Linked DNA regions of Homo sapiens: region 2 is linked to region 1. The links are chromatin loops, found by intact Hi-C in ENCODE. Cell type or tissue: Calu3. All regions are shown on one strand. Each heading gives the region's core, and the rest is flanking DNA. Links, peaks and the distances in the headings are about the cores only.

The links. Peaks named below come from ENCODE experiments on the same cell type or tissue, not always from the same donor. Only the 100,000 strongest peaks of a DNase experiment are listed, where the experiment ranks them.
Region 2: a loop joins it to region 1, with 2.6 times the contacts of the local background. A loop is called at or near these places in 1 of 110 quality-filtered maps.

The regions. Positions count from the first base shown.
Region 1 is chr12:82,015,357-82,020,753 of GRCh38, forward strand. No RefSeq gene overlaps it. Among named protein-coding and RNA genes, the nearest start is that of LINC02426, 64 kb to the left of the region's middle. In Calu3, for the core only: no CTCF peak of the experiment used is centred there; no DNase peak of the experiment used is centred there.
Region 2 is chr12:81,871,888-81,877,284 of GRCh38, forward strand. No RefSeq gene overlaps it. Among named protein-coding and RNA genes, the nearest start is that of LINC02426, 79 kb to the right of the region's middle. In Calu3, for the core only: no CTCF peak of the experiment used is centred there; a DNase peak (open chromatin) is centred at 2,464.

The DNA of each region.
Region 1 (5,397 bases), core at 221-5,220:
TCTCTCTTATTAAGCCTCACATCAACTTCTGATCCAGTACCAATACTGGATTTACTTAGAGGGATTCAGAGAACTCAAGAAACCTATTAAATGCCACAAAACTTAACGTTAGTTAGGTTTTCACATTAACATTCAATTAACATTTGAATTTACATAGTTTAAGAAACTAAATTCTTAAAGAGTATACCATACTACCTTATAGCTCGCAATAAAAATTACAACCAAAAGAGTTATGTAGCATGAGAAAAGTGTAAAAAATGTCCATATCTGAAATCTCTGTCACTAGAAATTTTTTCATTTTTATTTGCTTGATGGCAGAAACCACCATCACTTTTGCAGCAACCTACATCCAGCATGTACTGCTCAAATGACCTGTGAATGAGTGACAAAGTTTTAACTTAAAACTGGTTAATATTCAACTATTTGTTTAGTGATCCTATGAACTAATTACCTTTAGTCATGAGTTGCTTAAAGACAGAGATTGTTCTGAGAAATACTTGGTAAGGTGATTTTGTCATTGTGGTTACCCCATAGACTCTAGAGTATGCTTACACAAACCTAGATGGTATAGTGTACTACATATTTAGACTATATAGTATAGCCTGTTGCTCCTAAGCTACAAACCTGTACAGCAGGTTACTTTGCTGAATACTGTAGGCAATTGTAACACAGTGGTAAGTATTTGTGGATCTAAACATGGAAAATGTACTATGAAAATACAGTATAAAAGATTAAAAAGAACACACCTGTATAAAGCATTTGCCTTGAATAGAGCTTGTAGGACTGGAAGTTGCTCTGGGTGAGTCAGTGAGTGATTGATGAGTAAATGTGAAAACCTAGGACATTACTGTGCACTACTGTAGACTTTATAAACATTGTATACTTAGGCTACATTAAATCATAAAAAATAAAGTATGCGATGATTTTACTATGGCTACAATAACACTAGGCAATAGAAATTTTTCAGCTTCTTTCAAATCTTATGGGACCACCGTCATTGACTAAAACATTGTTATGCAGTGCATGACTGTAATTGGAAGTTATGAGTTTTCTTCTTCCTGTATCTGTCTCATATGCCTTATGATAGGCTAATTTTTAAAAAGCAAGTCCATTTCTAGTTTAGAATTTTTAAAAAACTTTTCACAGGTGTATTAATCCATTCTTATGCCACTATAAAAAATTGCCCAAGACTGGGTAATTTATAAAGGAAAGAGGTTTGATTGACTTACAGTTGTGCATGGCTGAAGCAGCCTCAGGAAACTTACAATCCCGGCAGAAGGGGAAGAAAACACTTCTCTCTTCACATGATGGCAGGAAAGAAGAGTGCTGAGCAAAGAGAAAAAAGCTTATTATAAAACCATTAGATCTTGTGAGAACTCACTCACTATCATACTACCATGAGAACAGCAGTATGGGGGTAACTGCCCCCATGATTAAATTACCTCCCACCAGGTCCCTTCCAAGACATGTGGGATTATGGGATGATATGGTTTGGTTATGTCCCCACCCAAATCTCATCTTCAATTTTAGCTCCCATAATTCCCATATGTTGTGGGAGGGACCCAGCGGGAGATAATTGAATCATGGGGGTGGTTTTCCCCCCATACTGTTCACCTGATAGTGAATAACTCTCATGAAATCTGATGACTTTGTACAGGGTTTCCCCTTTTGCTTGGCTCTCATTTTCTCTTTTGTCTGCCATCATGTAAGATATGCCTTTTGCCTTCCACCATGATTGTGAGGCCTCCCGAGCCATGTGAAAGTGTGAGTCCATTGAACCTCTTTTTCAGTATAAATTACCCAGTCTTTATTATGTCTTTCTCAGCAGTGAGAAAATGGACTAATACATGGGAACTCCAATTCAAGATGCGATTTGGGTAGGGACAGAGAAAAACCATATCAACAGGTTTATTGAGTCACACATATACAAAAACTCACAAAAAAGCACATGAATTTGGACATCTACATACACCCATGATACCATCACCACAATCAAGATATTAAATATATCCATTGCCTACAAGAATAACGTTGTGTTGCTTTATGGGTTTGGATTTGTGCATGTTTTGATTTTTGTGTGATTTTTTTTTGAAGGGATAAGAAGAATACTTAATATGAGATCTACCCCCTTGAACTTTAAATATTGTTAACTACAGGTACTATGTTATACAGCAAATCTCCAGAATTTATTCATCTTATATAACTGAAATTTTACAACCATTGCACAACAGTTCCCTATTTTACCCTCCCCCATCAGGCCCTGGCTGATAGGGTTTGTCTCTGTGTCCCCACCCAAATCTCATCTCAAATCTTAATCCCCAGGTATTGAGAGAGGGGTCTGGTGGGAGGTGATTGGATCATGAGGGTGGTTTCCCCCATGCTGTTCTTGGGATAGTGAGTGAGTTCTCACGAGATCTGATGGTTTTAAAAGTTGCAGTTTCCCCTGAAAGCTCTGTGGCTCTTGCCACCTTGTGAGGAAGGTACCTGCTTCCCCTTCTCATTACGCCATGATTGTTAGTTTTCTGAGGCCTCTTAGCCATGTGGAACTGTAAGTCAATTAAACCTCTTTTCTTTATAAGTTACCCAGTATTGGGTAGTATCTTTATGGCAGTGTGAGAACAGAATAATAAAGAGAATTGGTACTAGCAGAGTGGGGTACTGCTATAATGATAAACTGAAAATGTGGAAGTAACTTTAGAACTGGGTAACAGGCAGAGTTTGGAACAATTTGGAAGGCTCAGAAGAAGACAGGAAGATGTGGGAAAGTTTGGAACTTCCTAGAGACTTGTAGAACAGTTTTGACCAAAATGTTGATAGTGATATGGATAATGAAGTCCAAGCTGACATGGTCTCTGATGGAGATGAGCAACTAATTGGGAACTGGAGTAAAGGTTACTCATGCTATGCTTTAGCAAAGAGACTGGCAGCATTTTGCCCCTGCCCTGGAGATCTGTGGAACTTTGAACTTGAGAGGGATAATTTAGGGTATCTGGTGGAAGAAATTTCTAAGCAGCAAAGCATTCAAGAGGTAACCTGACTTATGCTGAAAGCATCCAATTATATGCGTTCACAAAGAGATGCTTTGAATTGGAACTTAGCAAAGCATAAAGGTTTGAAAAATTTGCAGCCTGACCATGTGGTAGAAAAGAAAAACCCATTTTCTGGGGAGGAATTCAATTTTGCTGCAGAAGTTTGGATAAGTAACAAGGAGCCAAATGTTAATAGCCAAGACAATGGGGAAACATGTCTGCAGCATATGACAAAGACCTTCACAGCAGCCCCTTCCATCACAGGCCCAGAGGCCTATGAAGGACAAATGGCTTCATGGGCCAGGCCCAGGGTCCCACTGCCCTGTGCAGCTTTGGGACATGGTGCCCTGTGTCCCAGCCACTCCAGCTCCATCCAGTGCTAAAAGGGGCCCAAGTACAGCTTGGGCCATTGCTTCAAAGAGTGCAAGTCCCAAGCATTGATGGCTTCCACCTGGTGTTGTGACTGCAGTTGTGCAGAAGACAAGAGTTGAGCTTTGGGAACCTCCAGCTAGATTTTAGAGGATGTATGGAAATGCCTGGATGTCCAGGTAGAAGTCTGCTGCAGGGGCAGAGCCCTCATGAAGAACCCCTGCTAGGGCAATGCAGAAGGGAACTGTGGGTTTGGAGCCCCTACAGAGAATCCCCACTGGGGCACTCCCTAGTGAAGCTGTGAGAAGAGAGCCACCCTCCTCCAAACACCACAATGGTAGATCCACTGACAGCTTGCACCATACACCTGCAAAAGCCACAGGCACTCAGTGTCTGCCCATGAAAGCAGTGGTGGCTACCCAAGCTACCCCTTGCATCAGCATGGCCTGGATGTGAGACATGGAGTCATTAGGATTTAAAGACTTCCCAGCTGGGTTTCAGACTTGCATGGGGTCTGTGGCCCTTTATTTTGGCCAATTTCTCCCATTTGAAATGGGAATGTTTACCCAATGCTTGTACCCCCATTGTATCTTGAAAGTAACTAACTTGTTTTTGATTTTGCAGTCTCATAGGCCAAAGGGACTTGCTTTGTCTCAGATAAGACTTTGGACTTGACTTTTGGGGTAATGCTGAAATGAGTTAAGAATTTAGGGGACTGTTGGGAAGGCATGATTGGTTTTGAAATGTGAAAGGACATGAAATTTGAGAGGGGCTGGGGCATAATGATATGCTTTGGTTCTGTGTCCCCACCCAAATCTCATCTCAAATTGTAATTCTCACATGTAGAGGGAGAGACCTGGTGGAAGGTAATTGGATCATGGAGGTGGTTTACCCCATGCTGTTCTCATGATAGTAAGAAAATTCTCATGAGATTTGATGGTTTTAAAAGTGGAAGTTTCCCCTGAAGACTCTCTCTCTACTGCCACCTTGTGTGGAAGATGCCTGCTTTCCTTTTGCCTTCCACCATGATTGTAAGTTTCTTGAAGCCTCCCAGCCATGCAGAACTGTGAGTCAATTAAACCTCCTTTCTTTATAAATTACCCAATCTCAGGTAGTATTTTTATAGCAGTGTGAGAATGAACTAATATATTGGCAAACACCAGTCTATCCTTTGCTTCTAAGTTTGAACATTTTAGATAACTCCTATAAGTGTATCTAAGAGGTATAAGTGTATTAAATACACTTATAGGAGGTATCTAAAATGGTCATACTCCTATAAGTATAATGGCTATACTCCTATAAGTGTATCTAAATCATGAACAATTTGTCCTTCTCTATCTTATTTAACCTAAAATAATGTCCTCCAGTTTCACTCATATTGCAAATGTGTGTGTGTGTGTGTATACATATATATATATATATATATATGTATACACACACACACACACACATACCACATTTTCCTTATTGATTTATCTGTAAATATTTGGGTTGTTCTCATATTTTGTTACTATGAATAATGCCATAATGAATATGGGAACACACATATTTCTTTAAGATCTTGATTTTTTCTTTTTCTTTCAGATACATATTTCCACACTGTTTTTCATAGTGCTTGGACCATTTTACATTCCCACCAACAGTGTATAAGGGTTCCATTTTCTTGTGCTTTTTATTCTGCACTTGATCAACATTTTCATTGTTTATGCCATCTTGTGTTTAATTTAACTCACACAGTTACACAAATGCAAGATATAAAAATTGTATTAATGAGGCAATATGTGCCTCAGAGGTTCAATTATTATTGGATCTTTTGGGTCACAAAGCCCAAGGAAAGGATAGTGGGCACTACAGCATACACCTTTCCCACAGAGACCTCTCCTGCTAAAACCCACTCAAAGTTTATTATGCATTACTTAGCGAACAGGTCAGGGCAGCACACTGACATGTGGCCTGTATTATTGCCAAAATCCAAAGAGGCTCAACAGGGGTTGTTCTT
Region 2 (5,397 bases), core at 232-5,231, 140 kb before region 1:
GGCAGCACTGTCTATATGCTGTATTTCCTAAATCCCTTTGAAACATTCATCTTCACTTTTAAACAATGGTATTCTTTCTAGAAATTTCCAAAGTAGCAAATGGGAGCAAGTTTGAGCATAAACCATCCTGTGTTTCTTCTCCTCATCGAGTCTATCAATCACTGCCAGCAGACATTTCTCACAAAATTTCCTCCTTCTCTCTCACATCACATAGTACTTAGATCCTAACAACATATCAATTAAAAACAAGCAAAAGAGTTTTAAACAATAATACTATTTAATGGTGTGTTATGAGAACCTATCAGCCAGGGTAAGTGCCTGAATAATCAGGAAACTCAGATGATATGCTGTATTTGCATATACTAGCTGTATTAGTCCATTTGCACACTGCTATAAGGACATACCCGAAACTAGGTAATTTATAAAGGAAAGGCGTTTAATTGACTCACAGTTCAGCATGGTTGGGGAGGCCTCAGGAAACTTACAATCGTGGAGGAAGGTGAAGGGGAAAGAAAGGCACCTCCTTCACAAGGTGGCAGGAAGAAATGCTGAGCAAAGGGGGAAGAGTCCCTTATAAAACCATCAGATGTTGTAAGAATTCACTCACTATCATGAGAACAACGTGGGGGAAACTGCCCTCATGATTCAGTCACCTCCACCTGGCCTCTCCCTTGACATGGGGGGGATTATGGAGATTACAATTCAAAATAAAAAGTTTGGTGGGGACACAGAGCCTAACCACATCACCAGCTGAGTCATACCTAGCAATACTCTAAGTATTAACAAAGTTAGGTTTCATCTTATGGTGGCTGGAGCAGGTTGTTAATGTCTTTCCCTGCATAGTTTTCTTTTTGTCATTATTGATGGTTCACTATCTATCCTCCAGGTTGCTGTCAAAAATGAGAACTCAGAAGTTTTTGATACTTTGATGGTAAAGTGATTTACAATTCCAGTAAAAAAAAAAATTGGTACAGCTTTATAGTATCTGTAGAAGTGGAAGCCTTTTTTAATTGGATCAAATATATAGTTTTTTATTTTCTGTAGAAACAAAAGACTATCGCTTAAAATGGTCACTGGTCTCTTACTGTCAGTTCAGTGTGTGATAAAATAACTTTTTCAATTTTTGGCAATCATGGAGAGTGATAAAATTATATATTGTTTGGACATCAGCTGGCATAAAAAGTGGAATGGGCTATTGTCACTGGCACATTGATTGGTGTTATAAGCAAAATTGATTGTAGGAAGTAAGCATTTAAGACTCACATACTACTCAAGAGAAAAGAGGAACAGAAGAAAAATACATCCATGTAGTTCATATTTTGCTAAACGTTTATTCGTATCTCTTTGGACTACGTCTCTTGTTAAAAACGCAAATTTTTAAATTAATTAAATTAATAATTTAAATTATATACATATAAACATACACGTCCAAACCTACTGGGTAGGTTTTAAAGGTCAAGGGTATTTTTAAAGATGAGTCTTATAATATATTCAAGAAAAAGATCATTTCGATTACATGCAAATTCTCTCTGAGGATGGTAAATTGAGTGAGTCCAACACACTTCATGAAGTTTGCATAGCATTGAGGCCAAAACCAGAAAATAACTGTATGAGAAAGAAAATATACAGACCAATCTGATATATAATCATAGAAGAAATATTCTCAGTAAAACAGAAGAAAATCTTATTTATCAATTCATTATTAACAAGTAATGCAAAATAATTTAACTTCTGAATGTCTCTTCATCTGCTTTACTTTAGTCATAAGAGAAAAAAGATAATAATCTCAATAAATAAATACAAATATTAAGCATGATTAAACATGCATTCTTAGTAAAAAAAAAAAACTAAATAAATAATAGCAAACTTCAGAAAACTAGTAATAGAAAACTACCTTTTAAGTGGACAAAGATTTCTATATAAGCCCCTAGCAAATATCATATCCAATGGTGAAATATGGAAATGATTCCTTTTATTTAGTCTTCTTTCAGTCCTCTATCACTATTCATTTCAGCTATTTTCTATTTTTTTGTATTCTAGATAATGCTGTGAGAAACATCCTTTCTACTACAGTATATTGTCTATTCCACACTATTTTCTTATAATAAAGTCCTGAACATAAAATTGTTCAAAATGTATATAACTTCTAAGACTCTTGGTATATATTTCCCAGTTGCTCTTGATTTTCCTTGGACAATGCCTCAATTTAAAACATTTCACCATCTGGTTCCATTACCCTTTGGCAGCCTTATCTTTCCTCAAAATTATTTTCTAATGTTGTGAGTTTACTTATGGCCCCCAGAACCTGATGTTTGCTTTCATATATCCTTTTCCTATATGATAAAGTCACCGTCCTCTTTCAAAGTCCAGTTCACTGTTACTTCTCGCTGTTTTAGGGGAAGGTCCTGATTCCCATGGCAATATTAATCGACCCTTCCACTGTGTTCCCTTTGCGGTTGCCTCAGGTTATTTGTACAGTTATCACATTGTACTAGTTAGCTGTTTTTCTGCCTGGCTAAGTTGCCAGTTTCTTGTAAGCATTAACCATGTCCTCTTCACCTTAAACCCCCAGCAAAGACTAGTGTAAGAAACATATAATCCAATCTTAATAAATGTTTTTGAATGAGTAAAAGGAGCATATACTCTCTTTCCCCAAATTAGACCTAAATTCTCTGACCCAGTTTTTATCACCACTTAGGGCAGCAGACCATTCAGATAAGTGCTAACAGTAGTAAATCTCAGCTCCAAAATTATTTGAGACAATATTCAAAAAGTTGAATGAATTTATAGAAAAAAGTTATGAGGAATTTTAAAATATGAATTTAATTCACATCTTATTAGGGGCTGAATGAATGCTTCCATTACAAGTTTAGTCACGTTTGCTGTTGGAACAATGCCCAAAATCAACTAAGAACATCTGTCTTGAAGAGATAACAACAGATTTCAAAATTATCAAGAATAGCACGAGAATTAAAAAGCACTTTTGAGATCAAACTACCTTAGAACATCAAACATAGCACATGTTTGTCTCTTTTTTTTTAAAAAAAAGAGGTATATGTAAGCACATATTGAGTCTTCAACAGGCTCAATTGCTCAAAAGTCAATGTGAATAGCTTTATAAACTGCAACTAAGTGTTTGTTTCAGGTAAGGAAAGCTTTTTACATTAACTTCAGAAGTAAATTACTTCTGTTGCTTTCTATGAAATGTCCATTTTGATTCTCCTCTCCACAACCCAATCACAGACTTCTGTGAAAACTGGTACCCGTTGCTTCTGATTGCATCTTCTATGAACACTTAAATATCCTATGTGCCACCTTCACTTGGAACTCTATTCCCTATCCAATCTTTGTTAATGTGATAATGAAATTGTTAATCTCTCACATGATACATATCTTCTATCTGCCTAGAAATATTATAGAGGTCATTTGGTTGGTTGGTGCAAAAGTAATTGCAGGTTTTGCCATTACTTTCAACCTAATATAAACAAAAAAGTCTTTATTTATAGAAATTTGATAGTAAAGCAGGCATGTTGAGCAATCATGTTGTGTCAGGTAAGACTTTGGACATGCCTAAAGATGTGATCACATATTCACATTTTATAAAGAAGTCAGGCAAGGAATATATATGAGCAATGCAGACTTTGTGTTGCAGATTTGAGTGTGAATACCACATCTAGGGCACCCTGCAGCTGCTCCATTCCAAAAGATGTTGCCATGCAGGATAGCAAGCATGAAGCCTGGAATCCCAACTTTTAAAGTTTTGTATAAAATCAAACATTTTAAAGTTGTTGTTTAATAATTCAATATTTTTGCGATCTTGTGTGAACCAAAGAAAAGGTACCTCTAGGATGGATGTGACAAGTGAGCATCAGTTTGCAGCTTCTAGGACATAAATTGTGTCAAGCATATTCTGCTTCTGGGAGAACATATTCTAACTCCTAATCAGATGTACCCTTTCGGTTCAGAAATTTCCAGGTGAAGTGCTGAAGTTAGGAATCTGATCCAGTACCATGTCAGATTATTTGTAGCCATTTAGGGGTAAGAAGTTTGAGTTTGATATAAGAATTTAAAGGATACTGGAAAGGCTCAAAGTTTGTTTTAAATGTATGAAAAAGAGGTTGTGCTATAGAAATTTTAAAACAGTTGAAGAGAAACATTAAAAAAATCAGAGAGGTGTATTTGACAATAATCTGAATTATCAGTTCTCCCAGCTCCTGCATAAATAGTTATAGGTTATCTTCACCTTTCTCAAATTATATGTCTAAACTTTAACTGGAAATGAAAAATGTTTAATAAATGTTATGTAATATTCTTAAGAGTTTACACCACTTTAATCATCACTGACATTATCTCTTGTCAGTAATAAGTACAGTTATAATCCTTACAAAATAACTTTTATCTTTCAATATTTTAAACACTATTTATCTATATAAAATGAATAAAATCTAATTACAGAAAATACGTACATAAATTAATAAAGAAAAATTTAAGGTAACCAGATTAACCCCTAAACTCCCAGGTTAATCTATAGAGATATACACACATGTATCAATATTGTTTTAGGTTAGTAAATAAAAATATAAAACATTTTTTGAAATGGCAGAGTATCCAGATGTACCATCATTTTAAAACAGAGTTTCTAACTTATATACATTTACATTCTAACTTTTACTGTTATGAATAGTGCTTCAATATGTATAAACTTGTATATGCTTTAGCATAAAATATGGTAAACTGAATTTCATGGGCATATGTATGGGCATTTTGAAAATTTTTGATACACAGCGAATTTCCTTATGGAAATTCCTACCAATTTAAGTGCTCTGACAACAGAAGTACTTATTTCCCCATGTTTGACATTACTCTTAATCATTGGCTTTTTAATATGTAAAAACCAAGATCTTAATGTTGTTTCAGTGGGCACATCTTTGATTTTGTAACACTAAAACTTTTCCTGATATTTATTGGTCATTGTCTCTGACCTTTTATTTTTAGTTTTTGTTTGTTTGAGACAGGATCTTGCTCTGTTGGCCAGGCTGGAGTGCAGTGGCACAAGCATAGCTCACTGCAATCTTGAACTTCTGGGCTCAAGCCTCAGCCTCCTGGAGTATCTGGGACTACAGGCAAGTGCCATCATGTCCAGCTCATTTTTAAATTTTTTATAGAGATGGGGGTCTTGCTATATTGCCCAGGCTGGTCTCAGATTCCTGAGCTCAATCAAGACTCCCACCTCAGGTTCCCAAAGTAATCCTCGAAAACTGGGATTACAGGCATGAGCCACCACACCGGGCCTCTGACCTTTTATAAATCTCTTATTCTTGAGTCTCCATGGGCTGTCTTTTTACTGATAGAAGCTCTTTATGTATATTTAGTTTATCCATATAATACATGTCATAT